2 separate regions of the Homo sapiens genome follow, and region 1 is linked to region 2. Evidence: chromatin loops called from intact Hi-C (ENCODE). Cell type or tissue: natural killer cell. All regions are shown on one strand. Links, peaks and the distances in the headings refer to the core of each region. The heading gives the core; the rest is flanking DNA. Region 1 has its middle 70 kb from the start of STARD3NL. Region 2 holds the start of TRG-AS1 (T cell receptor gamma locus antisense RNA 1).

Region 1 (11,628 bases), core at 2,725-7,724, 230 kb before region 2:
GTTCTAAAAGGAAACTACAGAAATCCGTCAAAACACATTTGCTTGATTCCTGTGGGTTTTTGGGTGGAGAATAAATTTAAACTCTGTGTGAACCTAATGAGGATAAAATAAGCAAGGACAGAGGAATGAAACATTAGATTGAGACTGTAGAAAACCAAAACTATTAGGTTTATGCCCCAAGCCTTTCCTCTGTGATAGCAATATGTTTGGGTCCAAAGGAACTGGCTTGCTACACAACCTATCTTGCACTGCAGATATAGCATATTCATTATGTCATTGAGATCCTGTAGGTATCATTCATGGTTTTCCTTTTGCCACTTTGTGCAGGCAGATCTATATAATTATGAACAGATGTAATCCCAGCCACTGGATATAGTTTACAAACTAGACTCTCCCTCACAATCGATGCTTACCGCTCAATGGGACAGAATTGAACAGAAACTGGACTTTAAAATAGAAGTGTGACAAATTTCTCAACAAAGTTACAGGATATTCTATCAAGGATATGAATTACAGAATATTATTATCCTATGCACACTAGTATTTCATTCCAGCTGCTCTGCTGCTGTGTGTAGGTAAGATTCATACATCTGAAAAAAATGGGAGAATGGAAATAGAGGAATCCATTACTTGATGCTTGATGTAATGGTTACTTATCCTTTCCAAAGGTTGCAATATAACTGGTGTTTAGCAATAGATAGCAAGCTCCAAGTCCAGAATAAAGAAGGAGCACTTTATATTTTTTTATGTCATCACTTTATGTAGCAAACTTTCTGAATCATAATTTATTGATGCAATCAGTTGTAAAACGTACCATTGTTTCCTATACTTCTGGGCAGAAGAAAAATGTTGCCAATTAAGTTATATCTTATATTTTTATATCTATCGAAAGAGCTGTTTTAGATATATTTAGACCTGCATACTTATCACTTTATAGGCAATGAGAAAGTGTTATACTTTTTAATTCTATTAACCCCCATTAGCTTTTTATGTTATTGTTGTCATGCATTTTAATTCAACATATATTGTAAATATCACAAAATATTATTTTATAATTAATATTTTAAATGTGTCCATGTATTTACCAACATCACTGACTTGCTTTTCCCTCCTCCATTTCTGTATTTCTTTCTTGATCATTTTCCTTCTGCCTGAAGAATTCTGTAGTACCTACTGTAATATTTGTCAATGATGAAACCTCTCAGGCTTATTTTGTCTAGAAATATCTTTATTTCACCTTCAATTCCAGAGTAAATTTTTAGTTGGCAGAGAATTGTAAACTGGCAGTAATTTTATCATTAAAGATGTCATTAAATTGTTTTCTGGCTTCCATAATTTGTTTTAGGAAATTAGCTATTTATCTTATTGTAGTTGCTTGAAGGTAATGTGTATTTTCAATGTTTTATTATTGTTTTGATTTCCCTCAGTTTGACTCTGGTGTGCCAAAGTGTGGTTTTCATTGTATTTACCCAGCTTGGGCTTATACACTTCTTAAATCAACTGCTTGATGTTTTGGGTCAGACTTGGCAAATTCTTGAGAGATTTCTTCTTGAAATATTGTTTCTTCCCCATCCTCATCTTCTCCCTTTCTAGAACTCCAATTTCATATCTGGTAGACCTTCATGTAAATATCTTTTAAAAGATGTGCTTCCAGAAAAAAGAAATGCAACCTAAAGGAAGAGCAAAGAAGTAAGAAACAGTGGTAAAAACGGGACTGAGAAACACTAGGGTCAACATCAACAACAATTGACCATATAAAATATTAAAATTATTATTTACAAATTGTTTCATGAATATAAAAATAAGTCAGAACTAAAATAGGGAAATAATAATATGTTAGATCTGAGGCAATATGTTACTTAAGTCTTCTAAGAATCTGTAGTTTCTAGGTGAAGGATAAAGGTAACACTGAACTTTGCAAAGTCATGTGTACACATTAAATGTTGGAGACTATTTATTCAAATAATAGAAATGAAATATAAACCCTTCAAAATATTATTGGGTGATATGAATTTTTGCCCAAAAAAACTACTAAAACTTTGAAAAGAAAAAAAATGAAGTATGAAGGAAAGCAATATTACTTAAAACCACAAAATAGGATGGCAAAAAAAAAAACCTGAATATACTAGTTTAACTGAATTGGCCAGTTGAATACAAATTAAGATTGGATTAAATAAAATTCAGCAATATTTTGTTTAAAGAAGACACACTTAAAACATGGGTATACCAAAAGACTACAAGCAAAAGGATAGGAAAAGATTACTATGCAAACTGTTTTTAAAAAAATCATATTGCAGGGGCTGGCAATTTCTTTTTGTAAAGGGCCAGACAGTAAACATTTTAGGCTTTATAAGTCGTAACTTAAAACTACCTAACTCTGTGATTCTAGTAAGAAAGCATATACAGACAGTATGTAAACAAATGAGCATGGTTGTGCGCTAATAAAAATTTATTCAAAAAACAGGCACCAGGCCATATTTGCTGACCTCTGGTTTATTAGAAGACCATAATCTTGTGCCTTATGGATAAGCAAAAAATATATATACAAAGAAATAAACTAAGATAGATGATGTTACAAGAAAACTCAGCCTCAAGAGCTAGCATAGGTAAAGGAAAAGGAATTGAACAAAGGTAGTACGTAAGTTGTTTTTGATTCTCTCACCCATCATTAACTCCACGATTTCTTTCCGTTTCCCTCATCCCCACTTTACATCAGTTCTAGACAAGGTAAAAATTAGAACATAGCTTTGGGAGAGTAGTTCCCAATAGCAGACGATCCAGAGTTTTAAAAAACAGAATCCCAGCCGGGTGCGGTGGCTCCCGCCTGTAATCCCAAGACTTTGGGAGGCCAAGATGGGAGTATCACAAGGTCAGAAGTTCAAGACCAGCCTGACCAACATGGTTAAATCTCGTCTCTACCAAAAATACAAAAATTAGCCGGGCATGGTGGCGTGAGCCTGTAATCCCAGCTACTCGGGAGGCTGAGGCAGAGAATCAACTTGAACCTGGGAGGCAGAGGTTGCAGTGAGCCGAGATCGCACCACTGCACTCCAGCCTGGGTGACAGAGACAGACTCAGTCTCAAAACAAAAAAAAACAAAACAAAAACAAAAACAAACAAACAAACAAAAAACCAGAAGCCCCAGAAACCGTAGACTGGAATATAAGAGATCTTATGGATGCACTACCGGACAGCCCTTCTGTAGCCACTTGGGTCATGAGAGTGAAATACAGTATGGCACCACTGTTTGTGATTAAAGATGTTAACGCTAATGGACTCCACTGGCATTCATGGCTAATTACTTAAGAAAAGATTAAAAGACAACCGTCACCATTTCATACTTCGCATTGGAATCATACATTGTAAAGCATTTGTTTCTTATTTGTCTCTTAATTACAATTCTTACCACTAGGTGGCATTCACCCAAAGTTGTATCTCCCTGGGAAAGTGATGCAGAGGCTGCAAATTGGCAGGGCCTGGACGTGGCTCACAAATATGCTTTGATTGGCCCATTGTGTTTTCAAACATTTGGATGACTGGTCAATATTTAAGATTAGAGAATTTTACCCTATAAAATTGTCTTTCTTGCTTTTCTTGACAAATAGAAGACTTGGCAATACTAGGTCTTTCTCCACCTGCCAACAATCACTTGATGGGACAAGGCTGCTCCCACAGAGGGAAAATGCACTCTTCATATCAGGCCCTGCTGCTTCTTCGCTTCTTATGTGCTTTAATTGATTATATCCCTGCTTGGCCCCTGCAGGTATTCAACTTGGTGACCCTTGCATTATAGTTTCACCAGAACTTTTGAGCAATGACCATTTATTCTAAAACACTAACAAAAATATAATTTCACATTGGAGTGCCTTTCAGAAATGCAGATGTAAAGTTAAAACAGAATAAATCATACAAGAATCAAGACCTGGTTACAGAATGATACAAAAATCTTGAATTAAGGAAAATAAGGGAGGACCCAAGAGCAAAGTAAACAGCCAGACACTATTAAAAGATAAAAGTACAAATGCATCCAGCAAATGTCAGTTTACTGGATCCAGCACTGGTTTAAAAACTCTATACGGGTCAGGGCCAGGTGCAGTGGCTCATGCCTGTAATCCCAGCACTTTGGGAGGCCAAGGCAGGTGAATCACTTGAGGTCAGGAGTTTGAGACCAGCCTTGCCAACACGGCCAAACCCCATCTTGACTAAAAATACAAAACTTAACCAGGCATTGTGGCGCACGTCTGTAATCCCAGCTACTCTGGAGGCTGAGGCAGGAGAATCACTTGAACCTGGGAGGCAGAGGTTGCAGTGAGCTGAGATCACACCACTGCACTCCAGCCTAGGAGACAAGAGTTTAAAAATATATATATATATGTGGATCAATGCATTAGGTTCTCAAAATCTCTCTATGAGGTGTAGTGTTTCCTTCTCATCCCACAGATAGAAAAAGTGAGGCCCAAAGTTGAATAACTTTTCCAAAGTCATAGATAGAAAGTGGCATACCTGGGCTTAATCCCAGGTAGATCTGAGGCAAAGCTTAAGCTTTTAGCTTTGACTCCAAGGCCCTTATTGCAAAGAGATTATTTGAGGAATAGGGTTGGCGTTGGAGTTTGGAGTTGTAGAATTGCTTTGCCATTCATACTGGTTCTTTCTGTGCCCTCAGATTGATGAATCCTGGTTTTCTCTGTTGAGTGAAGAGATAATTCCTGATGGAAGAAAATAGATATTTCTTTATCTTCTTTTTGAAGAGGAGGGAAGAAAAGGGTCCCTTTCAGATAGTGGCATGGCCTATTTGGATTACAGTCATTTGTTCCCTTCTCTCCCTAGGATTATCTTTCCTAGGATAACTTCAAATATCCCAGGGATGCTTAAATTTCATCCTGAAAGAGAAGCAGAACACCTGCTCTGTCAGTGATGAAAGCCACTCTTCTTTATAATTGCTGCCACACGGTGTCGCTGTTGAAACACAGGGAACATAGCCACCCAGGTATGGTCCCTGCTGTACAGTATTGTTGCTGAGTACCAGGCCATGCTGTGGTTGGTGAATACAACAGAGGAATGCTTTAATGACCCACAAGCACCACTGTCATCCATCTCTTGTCTGTGGTAGTTTCTCCACAGGGATAAGAAATGTCTCCTTGGTAGCACTTTCGACTATGATACTTTTGTGCCATTGTAGGCTTGGTCCACCCACAACTTCAGTCTTATAATTAAGACATGATTCAAGTTTACATATAAAGCCATTTTTATAAGATCCCCCGGGGCAGCTGAATTTGGAGGGATTTTCAGTCTTAGCCATGCAATTGCCCAGGATTACCTCTCGTCCCTCCCACCTTCTTTAATCATCCCCCACAGTGAAAGAACTTCCTCTCCATCCCTCTGCCTCAACAGCCATCCATTTTTTTCATCCAAGAAAGAGTAATTAACGTTCCTTTATGGCAACACCTGACCTTGTTGCAAACACAGGCTATAATATTAATGCCTGAAAGTTCTCTACTACCTAGAGAATTACTCTGCATGGAGTCAATCACCTTGGATGGATTAAAGCTGTGTATTTTGGTTTCATAGACTTGGCTGTGAACTGGGTGAAGCATCCTCAGCAGCTGAATCCCAAGAGAATAATCTACAAATTCCTTCTTAAAAAATAATTGGTGTCCTTATCGTTTGTTATAGAGCTAGGGGTGTGTGCAAGTGAACAAGAAATGATAGTTAAATAAAGTTTCCAATTCAGTAAAAGATGTTTCTCATATAATTTCACTCTATAGCAATGTTCTTTCTCAGGGAAATATTTCTGTATCTGTAAGTGGAGATTTGAGATGAAGAATATACATGAAAAAAATGCTAACTGAACATGGATTTCAGGATCATGAAATGACCAAGCTCTTGACGAATTGTCCAATTTGTTCTGGACATACATTAATATGGACATATAGTAAATTCTCAACTAATCAGAGAGAGCTGTTCACAACTAATCCAAAGTCAGAGTGGAAATAAACTATGCATCATCTTCTGGTGCTTCCCAGCTGACTTCCCACCAGCCTGTAAGCAGCCCATTCTCAAGGCTTGGTTCTTATTTTTCTGAAACCACCACAGCAGCTCTGGCCCTCTGCAGGAGAGGGAAAGGTGTCTTAGTGAATATCAATGGCAACAAGTGATAAGTACATACTGCCTAACTCCTGAGCCTTGCTTCATGGTTACCATTAGGAATCTGACTACTCTCTCGCATGGTCATGAGATGTGCCTGTATCCTAGTCTCCAAGATCTTCCGGGAAGTAGACTTGCACATCCTTTCTTCCCAATCAGTTCTAGAGGTAATTAGTCAAGCAAATAATTTTTTGTTAGTACCTATTATTAATTTATTAATTTTCCTATTAATTAAAAAAAGATTTCCTGAGAAGTCATTTATTTCTAAAATGGAGGGTATTCAGCAATCATTTTTTTATATCAGTCATGGAACCCCTCCCAAAGCAAAAAGAAAAAGTTTAGAATTATAGAAAGGTCTAATAGATCATCACATTCAAGCTTTTGAGTTTTCTTCATTTACAGGTAAGGAAGCTCATTGCCTTCAATATCAACCTTCCCATCTGTTAAATGGAGGGCTCCAGATGATTTGGCCTCAATTGTGCGGTTAGTTACTCGGTGTAAAAATAGCTAAAATCTCTGTCTAAGGCACCTTATGCTGCATTAGAACTAATCAGTCATTTTCTTCTAAAACCATTTGTACCCCAGAAATCAATGCCACTCTACATTACAATTCCAGGATACAGCTTTTAAAATGCTTGGCTGAAGTAAAGGAAGGAAAGTTGCTGGCATCGTGGCTATTCTATTGTGGTTTATAGGCAATCCAAACATCAGTTGTGTGTTGTTATAGTTCAATTCTCAAAGATTGTTATGGGATCCCACATTATGGTATGCTTAAAATAAAAACAAATAAAAACACAGAGACCTTGTTTTCTAAGGCTATGGGATGACATGCAGTTTTGTGCCACTTCATCAGAACTTGGTCTTTCAACCAGAGTGTTTATTACGAAGTGCAGTAAAGCAAAACAGAACCACAAGACAAACATTAAAGCTCTCTCTCCCTTTCTGAAAGATCTGAGGAGAGGATTTTCCTTCAGAAATAACATGTCTGCCTCAGTGCTCACTGTGCCCAACAGCTCTGTCTCAGTGAAAGAATTTCCCACGGGGTTCTACAAAAAAAAAAAAAAAAAAATACCTGACTATACTGAGAACCAGAGAAATGTACAATTTAAAGCCTCTTTAATTAAATGTCCTTCCTTCTTTGGAATGGAAACAATTTTATCAAGTTATCTTTGGAGTAGGATTGAGGTGAGCAGAGATGTATTCAGATTTAGTTCCAATGAGCTCCAGGTATGGAACAGATTATGTAAATTCTGTATGGAACAGAATTCTGTATGGAACAGAATTTACATAATCTCGAGCTCATGGAACTTCTGTTCCATACCTGGAGCTCATTAACATAATCTGTTCCATACCTGGAGCTCACTGGGACTAAATCCATTTCTGTAACTGAAAATGTCCAAGGGCAACTGGAAATAATAAATTGAGCAAGGCTAAAATTTTGGAGTTAGAAAAACTAAAAGAAATTTAGTGTGTGTAGTATAAATTAGCACGAGAGGACAAGGGTTCTAGAAGTCTGTCACCAGCTTTTCGATCAGTTCCTGTCACCATCCCACCGCTTTGGGTTCATCAAAGCCAACTATTCATTTCTGTCCTTCTGTGATCCTGAGATGGTTTAAGAAGCACTTTTTTAACTCTTATTTTCCCTTATTAAAAAAAATTAAGTTGGCTGGAACTTGTATTACATTGTTGCTTGAGGCAGTTTTGCAGCTGGAAGGTTGCGAACTAAATCAAAGCAGACTGTGCTCTTGTATTTCTGAATTATTAAACATTTACATGCGACTGGTTACACAGTGTCTTTTTAAGAAAATGTATACACCCTTGATTTAGCAGCAGAGTTTAGGGTCAGTACTTTGGAGGATACCTCGTTCTATCAGAAGGCATATTTTAGGCCAATTCAGCTAAATTTTGCTGATGGAACAGGAAACTTAAGTGCAAGGGTGAATTTTTTAAAAACTTAAACCCATAGAGTACATAAACACTCTAAACCAGCAAGGCAAAGAAAACGATGTTTTTATCATTCTGATTACTGAACTTCACCAGCCCAGTTCAAGATACATTAAAAAGTCGCTTAGATTGTCAATGGATCTTGTTTCAGTTGTTAAGCTTTTCCCTTTGTTTTCCTAAGGTCAGAGCACCAATTCTGTAGAAAGAGGCTAGAAAATCTGAAAAATAACTATTGGGTATTAAGCTTCAAACCTAAAACAAACGTTAAAAAAAAAAAAGAAAATCTGAATAAGGTTGTAAAGTGCTCCAAGAATGCCAGCGTAGTTTTTACTCCTTCAGGATTCTAAAGTCATATCCTTTTGCAATGAAAAAAGTTAATGACGCTTTCAACAATGACAGATATGTAACAAAAACAGAAATTGAGTATGTATCCTCTAGTTTCTATGTGAGTTGTAGGTGATACAATTAAGAGGACAACAGAAAACCAAGGTAAACTCTAAAAATCTGCCCTGGAGGGAAAATCATTTATCTACTTTCTTGTTGCCACTTTCCGAAAAAATTTTTGTGAATCTTCCACAATTTGCATACTTTGCACATTGGGAAATATAGTGGTTATCCACAATAGTTAATGAGAACAGCCCAAGATTTCCATTTTTTCCATAGTGTTTCATAACCTCTAGGCTAAGTCATCCTCTCTTTGACGTATCTTTAAACATTACACCTAGTATCAAATTATTCCATTGCATGGCATTTTGTTAAAATATATTGAAATAAATATGTAATATGATATTTCCTGTGGTACAAGCACCTTGAAAATATTCCCACCAGTGATGGCTCATAGTCACATTATATTTGAGTGGTGATTGAGGGCATGTCTAATAATTATCTTTTCCATCCTTTCAAATAGTCAGCACTTCCCAGGCTCTGATTAATGGCCACTTTTAACTAGATTTCCCTTAAATGATAAGATAAAAGAGACAGGAATCACCACTGAGTTTTGTGAGTTGTCAGTTCATAAGAACTGCATAGCTTTATCCCCCTGTATTGATCTGGGACATTGATACAGTTAACTGTGATAGAAATAATTATTTTGTTCTTCCTCTTCTCTCTATGCTCAAAGACTAGTCTGGTTCAATATTGGCCTCAAGAATGTGCTTAGGCTCCAGAAATCCTAGATTACAATGTTTCAGACTCTCACCACAACCTCCTGACCTTCCTCTTCTCAGAGGATTTTCTTTCCTCTGACCTTGACTTTACCCCCAGAGCCATCCCCTCCTGGACTCCTCATCTCCCCCCACCCCACTGTATGTGCCCTCTCACCAGTAGCTTTACAACCTACCTGAACCTGATGATTGATCTGTCTCCCTTCTCACCAGTACCTCAGTTTACCTACATCTTATCCTGCTGCCACACACTCACTGCGAATATTATCTGATCTTTGGACAAAAGACTAGAAACAATCCAACTTTTCCTACTGAAAAGGAACTGAGAGCTGCTGGAGAAAGTTAAGTGACCCTGCAAATTGATGAAACTAAACTTCTGAGTTTCTGTTCCTCACAGAGCCGTGGGTACCTCCTATTGGCACATTTTTTTGGCTGTTTAAAAAATAGATTTAGGGGGTGCAAGTGAAGTTTTTTTACCAGGATATATTGTGTAGCTCCCACTTATAAATGAGAACATATAGTATTTGACTGTTTCTGAGTTATTTCACTTAGGATATGGCCTTCAGTTCCATCTGTGTTGCTGCAAAACACATGATTTCATCCCTTTTTTATAACTGCGTAGTATTCCATGGTATAGAATGCATAGATAATACATTTTCTTTATCCTATCAAACATTGATGGACATGTGATTGATTTCATGAGTTTACTGTGTGAATAGTGCTGCAATAAACAAACGAGTGCAGATATCTTTTTTATACAATGATATATTTTTATTTGGGTTGATACTCAGTAGTGGGATTACTGAATTAAATGGCTGTTCTATTTTCAGTTCTTTGAGAAATCTCTATAGCGTTTTCCATAGAGGTTGTACATCCAACCAATAGTGCATAAGCATTCCCTTTCTTCTTCATCCTTGCCCTCTGTTATTTTTGACTTTTTCATAGTAGCCATTCTGACTGCTGTAAAAATGGCATCTCATTGTGGTTTTAATTGCATTTCTTTGATTATTAGTGATGTTGAGCATTTTTGTATTTTTTTTTGGCCACTTGTATGTCTTCTTTTGAAAACTGGGTGGGGACACAGCAAAACCATATCAAAGAATGTGTGAAAGAGACCCTACCTATAGAAATAAGAATAGAAATAACAAAATAGTGTGTTTTGGAAACCAAGAGCATATCAATTTTTAAAAAGAAAGGGGGCCAGTCATGGCCTTTGCTCATGTCCTTTGCTCACTTTTATTTGCCCATGGTAAAATTTCCCTTTTATTCCATGCAATGACTCTTCTAAATCTAGACCAGCCCTTCCCTTCCATTAAATTCACAATCCAGCTGGGTGTGGTGGCTCACACCTGTAATCCCAACACTTTGGGAGGCCAAGGCAGGCAGATCACTTGAGGCCAGGAGTTCGAGACCAGCCTGGCCAACATGGTGAAACCCATCTCTACTAAAAATACAAAAATTACCGAGGCATGGTGGCACACATCTGTAGTCCCAGATACTTAGGCAGAGTTTGCACCACTGCACTCCAGCCTAGGTGACAGAGAGAGATTCTGTCTCGAAAAAAAAAAATTCAAAATCCAACCCAGTCTCCTACTTTCCTGTTCTCACACATTTTTTCAATCTTAACCTCTCTCTAGATTTTGCTTAAAGTGTTCAGTGGTTCATTTGTGTGTGTGTGTGTGTGTGTGTGTGTGTGTTTAATTCTGAACTGTCCATCCAAAAATGTATTTACCACCACCCATGTTTACCTTTTTTCCTCTGGTCTAACAGTGACAGCCAACCACCCAGCCCTGAGCCCCATGCACAACCTTCAGTCATCCACTATCTCCCTTACATATTCAATCTCTTCTTGCCTACCTCCTCCCTTACTTATACTCCCACACCAAAACAGAAATAAGGACGAATACCTTCCCTTGAATTTCATACTCTGAGAGCTACTTTTTAATCTCACAAGTTCAGATTAATCAGGAAGAAGAGATAAACCCAGACTACCTTATCTGGTGTTTGCCCTTCATCTGCTGAATTCTGGCTCCCATTCTCAGCATGCTGTTGAAATTGCTCTATTGGGGTCCATCATAACATTACAGCCAAATTTAATAGTCATTTTTAGTTTATATCTTAGTGGATCTCTCTACTTTATATGACATTGTCTATCACCCCCCCCCACCCGCCGCTTTTTAAGAGACAGGATCTTGCTCTGTAAACCAGGCTGGAGTGCAGTGGCACCATCACAGTTCACTGCAGCCTCAAACTCTTTGGCTCTAAGTGATCCTCTTGCCTCAGCCTGCTGCATAGTTGGGACTACAGACATACACCACCATGCACAGCTAGTTTCTTAAATTTTTTGTAGAGATGGGGTCTTTCTATGTTGCCCATA
Region 2 (11,628 bases), core at 3,344-8,343:
AATGAGATGAGGCTGGTCTATCTTGTGTACCAGGAGTAGTCACAAGGCAGATTTTCAGTGTGGTGTAGCACAGGTCTGAATCACTGTGCCTATCCCAGGTGGCACAGTAATAGACCCCAGAGTCACGTTCAATTAGATTTTCCAGTATAAATTTAAGGCTCTTCCCTGTGCTTGCATAAGTATGATACTTTTCTCGACTGATTCCTGATTCCAACACAACCCTGGAGTTGTAGGAGTCATAGTACAGAAGACGCTGTGGGGCCTTCCCCTCCTGGTGTAGGTACCAGTGGGTGTAGACGGCATTTTCTACAGGAAGATCACAAGTGATTACAGCTGATGACCCAGTTGGCCTGGTGACTGACTTTGTTCTCCCTTCCAAGTTGGAAGATTTCTGACTGGCTGCAATGGGAACAACACAAAATGTAATGAGGCATTTCTTAGTATGGTATCCCTTGCAAAAGAAGAAAATAAACAAAACGAAACAAAATAAAACCTGTGAGCCTCTCTGTAGGCAGCACTCTTACCAGGAGGCAGGAAAGCTAGAAGCAGAGCTAGAGCCAACAGCATGCCTTCCTCTCTGGGGTCTTGGAAGTAAGGGACCAGACGAAGAGGAGCAGAAGACCCTCTCAAAACTCAGGTCCCACTCAACAAGGAAGTGATCCCTAACACAGAAGACAGTAGGAGGAGCTGGTCTTCCTGATTCACAGGCAGAGATAAGTGATTGAGGATCTGTCTTAGGGGACTCTGGGTGGTGCCTAGGAGGACCTGCAGAGGAGTTTCTGCCTCTCTGCTCAGGCCAGTTCTCCAGCGCCCTCTGTGGCGGCTGAGAGCAGGCCCTCTAAGGAAGAGAGCTCCGGGCATAGAGAGCTCAGGCCTGCAGCAGAGGGAGTGCAGATGTGGGGGAAGCTGACCCTGGAGTTAACAGGCTCAGACCTTAAAGGGGGTAGTCTCACAGCAGGTTCACACCCAGCACTTCAGAGTTTCAGCAAGTAAGGCAACTGCAAGACCCTCATTCTGCCGGGAAGCTTCTGATTAGGGCCCTAAACCACCATCCTTTTCACATCTGCAAGGACACTAGAGGCAACACCCAGGGTCACTCTGAGAGGGCCTGAACCTGCTTTATTAACAGGATCGAGGGTCAGGTATGTTGGTGGGTCTTGGACTCTCCTCTAAGGTAAATGGGTGTGTGGGGGTGGGGCGGGTGTTTGTGTGATCCTCTGTGAGTTTGTGTGTGTGTGTGTGTTGGGAGTGTATGCCTGTGTGTGTGATCTCTTTATTAGAGGATTTCCGTTCATTCAAGTAGAAGTGTGAGTTTTTTTTTTAAAGTAATACAGGGTGCCATGTCATGCAATATTTGGGACATACTTCAGCTAAAAACTTGTTATTTATCTGAACGTCCAAATTTCCTGAGTATTGCATATTTTACTTAGCAACCGTATCCTCAGAAAGCTGACTGATGTCTGCAGTGGACCTGGACTCATAGATGGAGATACAGGTGATAAAACAAGTATAGTAAAATAATTGTGAAAATTCAGTAGTGCATACACAGATTTTCACTTCGGTAAAAAAAAAAAAAAGTTTGGACACATGTTTAAGATATTCATAAAACGTAGAACAATGTCCCTCTTGGTTGTTGTTTTGGCCTAGCTCAGAGAGTTCAGTTTTTGCTGACATCACAGCTGGGAATGAGAAAGGCAGGGGGCTCCAGTTGGTCTCCCTCTGCCTCTCCACCACACGTACAGGACTTGAGGCTGCCAGGGGAGGAGCTCTGAAAGCTGAGTCATTGGGGTCCTTGTGAAGGAGGGAAGCTCACCTGCCTTGGAGCCAGGAAAATCCTGCCTGGGACAGAACTCTCATGGTTTAAAAATGAGAAGGGAGAGAACTGCCATCACATTAGAATGCACAGAAAATCCTTAAAACAAAAAAGTAATGAGAGAAACAATCTCCACTGGAATATAAAATGAACTACAAAACTACAGTGCTGAAGATGTAATGCCCAACCGTGTTTTTACTAACCCTGTTTTTAGACTCTCCCTTTTCCTTTAATCACCTGGCCTTGTTTCCACCTGAATTGACTCTCCCTTAGCTAAGAGAGCCAGACAGACTCCATCTTGGCTCTTTCACTGGCAGCCCCTTCCTCAAGGACTTAACTTGTGCAAGCTGACTCCCAGCACATCCAAGAATGCAATTAACTGATAAGATACTGTGGCAAGCTATATCCGCAATTCCCAGGAATCCATCTGATTGATAACGCCCAAAGCCCCAAGTCTATGACCTTGTAATAGTCTTAAAGCCCCTGCACCTGGAACTGTTTACTTTCCTGTAACCATTTATCCTTTTAACTTTTTGCCTACTTTATTTCTGTAAAATTGTTTTAACTAGACACCCCTCCCCTTTCCAAACCAAAGTATAAAAGAAAATCTAGCCCTTTCTTCGGGGCCGAGAGAATTTTGAGCATTAGCCGTCTCTTGGCCGCCGGCTAAATAAACGGAATCTTAATTTGTCTCAAAGTGTGGCATTTTCTCTAACTCATTCAGATACAACAAAGAGAGGACAATACTGGCACTAGACTGAAAAGATTCATGGAACACAGTGGAAAGTCCAGAAAGAGAGCCACGTGTATGTAATATTTTATCATGTCATAAAGTTGTATGTTAATATCCACAAGGAAATACTTGATTATTTACTATGTTCTCCTTTGGGAATTGACTTACCATATGGAAACAAATATCCTTGGGTTGCTAACTTAAAAGGTACAAATAGAGATTTAGTTGTAATAAAACTGAAAAAAGGAAATCAGACTTAAACGATGATGAATTGCACACTAATTGTAGGTGACATTGGTCTCGCTGAGCCTGACATCATAATACAGACCCTAGAAAAATTGATAGATTTTATTAAAAGTAATATACAAAGTTCAGTTCACCAAAAGGTGCTGAAAATAAATAATAGCAAATGATGAGAAATATTTTCAACACGTTTGATAAAGGATCAATATCTCGAAAATGGTGTATATTAATTCTTACAAACAAATAAGAAAAAATTAATACCCCAACAGAAGGATAGGCAAACAGTATGAAAAGGCAATTCACAAAAGAAGAAGTATAAATGGCCTATAAAATTGTAAAATAATGCTAGTATTCATAAAGATAAGAAAATGCAAATTGAATGAACAAATCTCATTTTCTGAACCCCAGAGCTTGGATTGCAATTGCTATCAAATTAAACTATATGACTTAGGGAATGTTAGTTAACCCCTCACTTTCTCATCTGCTATATTCAATGTTACTTAAACCCGTTGATAAGGTTTCTGTGAAGATTAAATAAAATATACATGTAATGTGCTTAGTACAGTAACTACCGGAAAGTCAGTACCCATATTTATCATCAGTATTATTATTATTGCTATAGTAATTATTGTATAAAAATTCCAGATAGATCATATCAAGTAATAAATGAATAAAATATTAATGAAATGATATGAATTTCTTTAGGCATACTTCTGAAGTATGTTCACCTTTCCAAGTAGGACACAAAATCCAGACACCAGAAACTAAAAGATTGATTGAAATGTATAAAAACAGAATATCAGAACAAAAACATAAATATGCCATTCAAATAGAAATAATGCATACTGCACATATATGACAAGCAAAAGAGGTATTTCTGTAATAGTGATAGACTTCTGAATAAATAAGAAAAAGTGAAAAAGTTCAACTGAACTAATAAAGATATTGTTACCTATAGGGTGAGACACAGAAGAGAAAAGAGAATTCTAGAATGGAAGCTAAAATCTCTAAATTGATCTTGTTTTATAATTTTGACTTCAGTTCCATGTAAAGGTTTTACATATACAAATCAAAATAATACAACAGATTTCCAAAATATAAAAATGAAAACTGAACGAATAAACTAGCTGTATCAAAGTTGGCATGAACATATAGAGAATGATTCTGTATTCTGATTGTGTGCCCAAAAAAGAAAGAAAGAGAGAGAAAAGGAAGAAAGGAAAAAAAGAAGGAAGTAAGAGAAGGAGGGAGGAAGAAAGGAAGGAAGTAAGGAAGGGAAGGAGAGAGGGAGGAAGAAAGAAAGGAAGGAAGTAAGGAAGGGAAGGAGAGAGGGAGGAAGAAAGGAAGGAAGGAAGGAAGGAAGGAAGGCAAGCTAGGGAGGGAGCTAGGGAGGGAGGGAGGGGAGGCCAGAAAAAGGGATGTGTAGAAAAATAGCAAGTAACCAAGAAAGTAGAGAGAGAGACAAAAAGGAAAGCAGAGGGAGACAATGTTCAACTGCATACCTAGGCTTAGTGTTATAGTGGTAATTATACTATTGCTTATATTGTTATAGACATAAAGAATAAGCAACACTCTCAGCTGTGATCTCTAGATATATGATTCAGTATAAATATCCTTCCCATTTGCTGTCCAAAATATCTCGCTTCGCAGTTGGACCCTAGGTGTACCTGTTGGTCCGAGGAAGCAGAGTGAGTGGGCCTCCCCCATGTCCTCGGAGAGCTGAGAGAGTCTTGCTCTCAGCCAGGCTGCTTGGCTGAGGCCTGAAGATGACAGCTTGTCTTCAGGAAAGTCCTGGGGGAGGGTGGGGAACAAGGTGCAGCTGCTGCCAGGAGAGTGTGATATTAGGGGAGAGATCAGGAATTATGCTGTGTTTCTCTTTGTACAGAATACAGTAAATTCGGTGGCAACAAATGAGAGGGGGCTGGTCTATCTTGTGTACCAGAAGCAGTCACAAGGCAGATTTTCAGTGTGGTGTAGGGCAGGTGTGAATCACTGTGCCTGTCCCAGGTGGCACAGTAATAGATCCAGAATCATTTTCAATTAGATTTTGCAGTATCAATTTCCAGCTCCTCCTCATGCTTGCATAAGTAAAATACTTTCCTCTACTGATTCTTGATTCCAACACAACCCTGGAGTAGTAGGGGTCATAGTATGGAAGATGCTGTGGGGCCTTCCCCGCCTGGTGCAGGTACCAGTGGATGTAGAAGGTATTTATTACAGTAAGATCACAAGTGATTACAGCAGATGACCCAGCTGGCCTGGTGACTGACTTCCTTCTCCCTTGCAAGTTGGAAGATTTCTGACTGGCTGCAATGGGAACAGCACAAAATATAATGAGGAACTCCTTAGAACGGCACCCCTTGCAAAATGAGAAAACAAAACAGAACAAAATAAAACCCATCAGCCTCTCTGTAGGCAGCACACTTACCAAGAGGCAGGAAAGCTAGAAGCAGGGCTGGGGCCCACCGCATGCCTTCCTCTCTGGGGTCTTGGAAGGAAAGGGACCAGATGAAGAGGAGCAGAAGACGCTTTCAAAACTCAGGTCCCACTCAAACAGGAAGTGTTCCCTAGCACAGAAGGCAGTAGGAGGAGCTGGTCTTCCTGAGTCACAGGCAGGGAGAAGTGATGGAGGATCTGTCTTAGGGGACTCCCCAGCCTTCCTCCCAGAGGGGTGGTGTCTGGGAGGACCTGCAGAGGAGCTCCTGCCTCTCTGCTCAGGCCCCTTCTCCAGCGCCATCTTGTGGCAGCAGAGAGCAGGCCCTCTGCAGAAGAGAGCCAGGGGCATGGAGAGCTCAGGCCTCCAGCAGAGGGAGTGCAGATGTGGGGAAAGCTGACCCTGGCGCCAGCTGGCCAGGGCCATAGGACGGGGCAGTCCACAGCAGGCTCACACCCTGCCCTTCAGAGTTTCAGCAGTTGATGCTGCTTCCAGGGCCTTGTCCTGTCAGGAAGCTTGATTTGGTCTTTCAACTGCTTTCCTTTTCACATTCGCAAGGACACTTGGAGGCAAAATACCCAGGGCCACTCTGAGAAGGCCTGAACCTGCTTTATTAACAGTGTAACACCTAAGGTTCTTGCCTAGCCACGCCATAGAATTGGTGTGGCGGCTGACCGCAGCGAGTGATAGAAACACGGACCGAGAGAGAGAAAAAGCTGTAGGCTTTATTGAGCAGAGTGAAAGTACAAAGCTTCCAAAGCATGGAGGGGGTCCAGAATGGGTAGCCAGAGTTAGATTATAGGATTGCCTTTTAAACTCTTCAAGGCGGGAAATACCTGAGGCGGGAAGATGTTACCAAAGCGAGAAACAAAGGCAATTAACCATTTGTAACATGTCTTAGATCTTGAGGAAAACCGGAATTGCAACTTAGGTTTTATCTACTTTATGACCTTGCAGCGTCATGGCAAAGGAGACAGGATCTTACAGGACTTTACAAAGTATGTTTACAAGGAATTGGAATTGGGAGTATAGATAAGGTCTGCTGGTTACAGAAAAACGGGCAGTTAACGTTATTTTACTTTAGTTTTGGGGCAGGGGGAAGGAAGAGAGGGAGAGAGAACACAGGGAAACTTACAGGAAAATTTTCGCTGTTCATAGCTTTCATGGGGAAGAAAACACATGCACAAATCCTGGTGTTCGGAATATTTTAAGCATATATCTTCAATATTATTCATCCAGGACCGAAGTAAGTCGTGATGCAGGAAATGAGTGCGTTTCACAGCTTGCTGAGCCCCTACTCGACCCAGGAAGCCCAGCTGGCCCCTCCTCTCAACAGGAGTGAGAATCAGGTATGTTGGTCGGCCATGGACTCTCCTCAATGGTAAATGGGTGTGTGGGGGTCAGGAGGGGGTGTGTGTGACCTTGTGTTTGTAACCTCTTTGTTAGAGGATTTCTGTTCATTCTCAAGTAAAAAGGCCACATCAAGTAGGAGTGTGAGATTGGCTCACGCCTGTATTCCCAGCACTTTGGGAGGCCGAGGTGGGCAGATCACGAGGTCAGGAGATTGAGACCATCCTGGCTAACACGATGAAACCCTGTCTCTACTAAAAATACAAAAAAATTAGCCGGTTGTGGGGGTGGGCACCTGTAGTCCCAGCTACTCAGGAGGCTGAGGCAGGAGAATGTTGTGAACCCGGGAGGTGGAGCTTGCAGTGAGCGGAGATTGTGCCATTGCACTCCAGCCTGGACAACAGAGTGAGACTCCGTCTCAAAAAAAGAAAAAAAAAAGTACAGGGTGCAGTGCCATATGCAATATGTGGTACATACTTGAACTCAAAACTTATTTGTTATTTATCTGAACTTCCAATTTACCTGGGTATTGCATATTTTATTTGGCAACTCTATCCTTGGAAAGCAGGCTAATATGTGCAGTGCACCTGGATTCATAGATGAAGATATGGGTGATAAAACAAGTAGAATAAAATAATTGGGAACATTCAGTAGTGTATACACAGATATTCACCTCCTCTATAACAAATATGTTTAGATTCATGTTTAAAATATTCCTAATAAGATGTAGAACAACATCCCTCTTGGTTGTGGTATTGGCTTAGCTCAGAGAATTCAGTTTCTGCTGTCATCACAGCTGGGAATGAGAAAGGGAGGGGCTCTGGTTGGTCTCCCTCTGCCTCTGGAGCACACGTGGAGGACATGAGGCTGCCGCAGGAGCAGCTCTGAAAGCTGAGTTCTTGGGGTCACTGTGAAGGAGGGAAGCTCAGGTGCCTTGAAGCCTGGAAAATCCTTGCTGGGACCGATGTCTCACGGTTTAAAAATTAGAAGGGAGAGATTTGCCATTACATTGCAATGCATAGAACACCCTTAAAACAAAAAAGCAATAAAGGAAAGTAACTCCACTGTAATGTCAAAAGAACTATACAGCTACAGTGCTGAAGAGACGGCAATACTGGCACTAGAATGAAAAGATTCATGGAACACACTGGAAAGTCCAGAAAGAGAGCCATGTGTATGTAATATTTTATCACATGATAAAGTTGTACGTTAATATCCTTGAGAAACTACTGGATTATGTAATAAGTTCTCTTTTGGGAATTGACTTACCATATGGAAACAATTTTTTTTTTTTTTTTTTTTTGAGACAGAGTCTCTCTCTGTCCCCCAGGCTGGAGTGCGGTGGCACAATCTCGGCTCACTGCAAGCTCCGCCTCCTGGGTTCACGCCATTCTCCTGCCTCAGCCTTCTCAGTAGCTGGGACTACAGGCACCTGCCAACATGCCCAGCTAATTTTTTATATTTTTAGTAGAGATGGGGTTTCACCGTGTTACCCCGGATAGTCTGGATCTCCTGATCTCGTGATTCACCCACCTCAGCCTCCCAAAGTGCTGGGATTACAGGCGTGAGCCACTGCACCCGGCCAGAAACAAATCTTCTTAAGTTACTATGTTGCCAGCTACAAATGGAGATTTTCTTGTAATAAAACTGAAAACAGAAAATCATTAGACTTTAACCATGATGAATTGCACACATATTGTAAGTGAGATTTGCCTCTCTGATCCTAACATCAAAATAGACCCCTTAGAAAAATTGATAGGTTTTATTAAAAGTAGTACACAAAGTTCAGTTCACCAAAAGGTGCTGAAAATAATAGCAAACCACGAGAAATATTTTCAATACATTTGATAAAGGATCAATATCTCTAAAATGAGGTGTATTAATTCTTACAAACCAATAAGAAAAAAATGATAACCAACAGAAGAATAGGCGAAGAGTATGAAATGGCAGTTGACAAAAGAAGAAGTATAAATGGCCTACAAAGTTGTTAAGTAATGCTAGCATTCACACAGGTAAGAAAATGCAAATTGAATTAACAAATCTCATTTTCTGAACCCCAGCGCTTGGATTGAAATTGCTATCGAATAAAGTATATGACTTAGGGAATGTTAGTTAAGCCCTTTATTTCTCATCTGGTGTATTCAATGGTACTTTAACCCCTCAATGGGGTTTCTGTGAAGATTAAATAAAACTTACATGCAATGTGATTAGTACAGTAACTACCAGAATGTCAGTACCCGTGTTTATCATTAGCATATTATTATTACTACGGTAATTATTGTATTAAAATTCCCAATAGATCAGAGATGCCATCATTAAATAGTCTATGAATAAAAGCATTCAAATAAATGATATGGACTTCTTTATTCATACTTATGAAGTGTATGCACTTTTAGAGGCAAGACACAAAATCTAGACACTGGAAGATAAAAGATTGATTAAAATGTATAAAACCTTATCAGAATGAAAATATAAATATGACGGTCAAATAGAAACAATATATACTGCACTATGACAAACAAAAGACTTTTCTGTAATACTGAAAGACTTGTTCTGAATAAGAAAAAGTGAAAAAGTTCAACTGAACTGATAAAAATATTGTTACCTATAGGGTCAGGGAGAGAAGAGGAAAGAGAAATCCAGAATGGGGCCTGGTGAGGTTGCTCATGCCTGTAATCCCAGCACTTAGGGAGGCCGAGGCAGGGGGATCATCTGAGGTCAGGAGTTCGAGACCAGCCAGGCCAACATGAGGAAACCCTGTCTCTACCAAAAATACAAAAATTAGCTGGATGTGCTGGCGGGCACCTGAAATCCCAGCTACTTGGGAGGCTGAGGTAGGAGAATCTCTTGAACCCAGGAGGCGGAGGTTGCAGTGAGCCGAGATTGCTCCACTGCACTCCAGCCTGAGTGACAGACTGAGAATCCGTCTCAAAAAAAAAAAAAAAAAAAAAAGAGAGAGAAAAAGAAATCTAGAATGTAAGTTAAAATCTCCAAATGCATCTTCGTTAAAATTATGACTTTAGTTCCATGTAAATAGTTTACATATGCAAAACAAATATGAAACAAAACAAAATAATACAACAAATGTCTAAAATTTTAAAATGAAAACTGAACAAATAAACTAGCTATATCAATGTTGGCATGAACATGTAAAGAAAAATTATTTCAAATGATTTTGTTGAAAAAATATTCGGATTATGTACCCAAAAAGGAAAGAAAGAGAGAGAAAAGCAAGGAAGGAAGAAATGAAAAAAGGAAGGAAGGAAGGGAGGGAGAGAGGGAGGGAGGGAGGGAGGGAAGAAAAAATAATAAAAGCAAGCAAGGAAGTAAGAAAGGAGAGAGAATAAAAGGGAGGGCAGAGGGAGAGAGTGTTTAACTGCATATCTAGGCCTAGTGTTTTAGTGGTATTTATAATATTGCCTATATTGTTATAGACATAAGGAGTAAGCAGCACTCTCAGCTGCGATCTCTGGACCATGATTGGATACATGATTCAGTATAAATACCCTTCCCATTTGCTGTCCAAAATATCTCGCTTCACAGCTGGACCCTAAGAAACAGAGTGAGTGGGCCTCCCCCATGTCCTAGGAGAGCTGAGAAAACCTTGCTCTCAGCCAGGCTGCTTAGCTGAGGCTTAGCTGAGATGGCAGCTTAGTCTTCAGGAAAGTCCTGGGGGAGGGTGGGGAACAGGGTACAGCTGCTGACAGGAGAGTGTAATATTAGGGGGGAGATCAGGAGTTAAGCTGTTTCTCTTTGTACAGAATACAGTAAATTCAGGGCAGGAAATGAGAGGGGACGGCTCTCTCTTGTGTACCAGAAGCAGCCACAAGACAGATATTCAGTGTGGTGTAGAGCAGGTCTGAATCACTCTGCCTGTCCTAGGTGGCACAGTAATAGACCCCAGAGGCATTTTCATTTAGTTTTGGAGGTATAAATTTCCAGCTTATCCTTCTACTTCCATAAGTATCATGCTTTCCTGACTGACTCCTGATTCCAACATATCCCTGGAGTTGCAGATGTCATAGTACAGAAGATGCTGTGGGGCCTTCCCCTCCTGGCGTAGGTACCAGTGGATGTAGAAGGCATTTTCTACAGGAAGATCACAGGTGATTACAGCAGATGACCCCATCTGCCTGGTGCCTGACTTTATTTTCGCTTCCAAGTTAGTAGATATCTGACTGGCTGCAATGGGAACAACATAAAATATAATGAGGTATTCCTTAGTATGGCGTCCCTTGCTAAAGAAGAAAAATCCAAAACAAAACCCAACCTGTGAGCCTCTCTGTAGGCAGCACACTTACCAAGAGACAGGAAAGCTAGAAGCAGGGCTAGGGCCCACCACATGCCTTCGTCTCTGGGGTCTTGAAAGAAAGGGCCCAGATGAACAGGAGCAGAAGATCCTCTCAAAACTCAGGTCCCACTCAACAAGGAAGTGATCCCTAGCACAGAAGGCAGTGGGGAAGGCTGGTCTTCCTGAGTCACAAGCAGGGAGAAGTGACTGAGGATGTGTCTTAGGGGACTCCCACGCCTTCCTTCCAGAAGGGTGGTGCCTGGGAGGACCTGCAGAGGAGCTCCTGCCTCTCTGCTCAGGCCAGTTCTGCAGCACCCTCTGTGGCAGCTGAGAGCAGGCCCTCTGCAGAAGAGAGCCAGGGGCATGGAGAGTTCAGGCCTCCAGCAGAGGGAGTGCAGATATGGGGAAAGCTGACCCCTGGAGTCAGCAGGCCCAGCCCTAGGAGGGGGCAGTCCCACAGCAGGCTCACACCCTGCCCTTCAGAGTTGCAGCAGCTAATGCTGATGCCAGGACCTTGTCCTGCCAGGAAGCCTCTGATTAGGGCTGTGAACCAACTTCCTTTTCACATCTGCAAGGACACTTGGAGGCAACTGCCCAAGGCCACTCTGAGGAGGGTTGAATGTTCTTTATTAAAAGGACTGAGGATCATGTGTGTTGGTGGGCCTTGGACTCTGCTCTAAGGTAAATGTGTGTGTGTGTGGCGGGGGGCGGGGGGGGGGGTGCCTGTAATCCTGTGGGTGTGATCTCTTTATTAGACAATTTTT

What was found. Peaks named below come from ENCODE experiments on the same cell type or tissue, not always from the same donor. Only the 100,000 strongest peaks of a DNase experiment are listed, where the experiment ranks them.
Region 1: it touches region 2 in a loop (4-fold over the local background); 20 of 110 quality-filtered maps call a loop at or near these places.

What each region holds. Positions count from the first base shown.
Region 1 is chr7:38,102,663-38,114,290 of GRCh38, forward strand. No RefSeq gene overlaps it. Among named protein-coding and RNA genes, the nearest start is that of STARD3NL, 70 kb to the right of the region's middle. In natural killer cell, for the core only: CTCF peaks have their summits at 3,408 (motif pointing right), 3,607, 4,933 (motif pointing right) and 5,136; DNase peaks (open chromatin) are centred at 3,419 and 4,969.
Region 2 is chr7:38,330,255-38,341,882 of GRCh38, forward strand. TRG-AS1 (T cell receptor gamma locus antisense RNA 1) reads left to right here and starts at 11,167. Exons shown (of 4, transcript NR_040085.2): 1 at 11,167-11,545. It also overlaps TRG, TRGV8, the pseudogene TRGV7 and the pseudogene TRGV6. In natural killer cell, for the core only: CTCF peaks have their summits at 5,559 (motif pointing left) and 5,761; a DNase peak (open chromatin) is centred at 5,517; H3K4me3 peaks cover 3,175 bases; H3K27ac peaks cover 4,545 bases.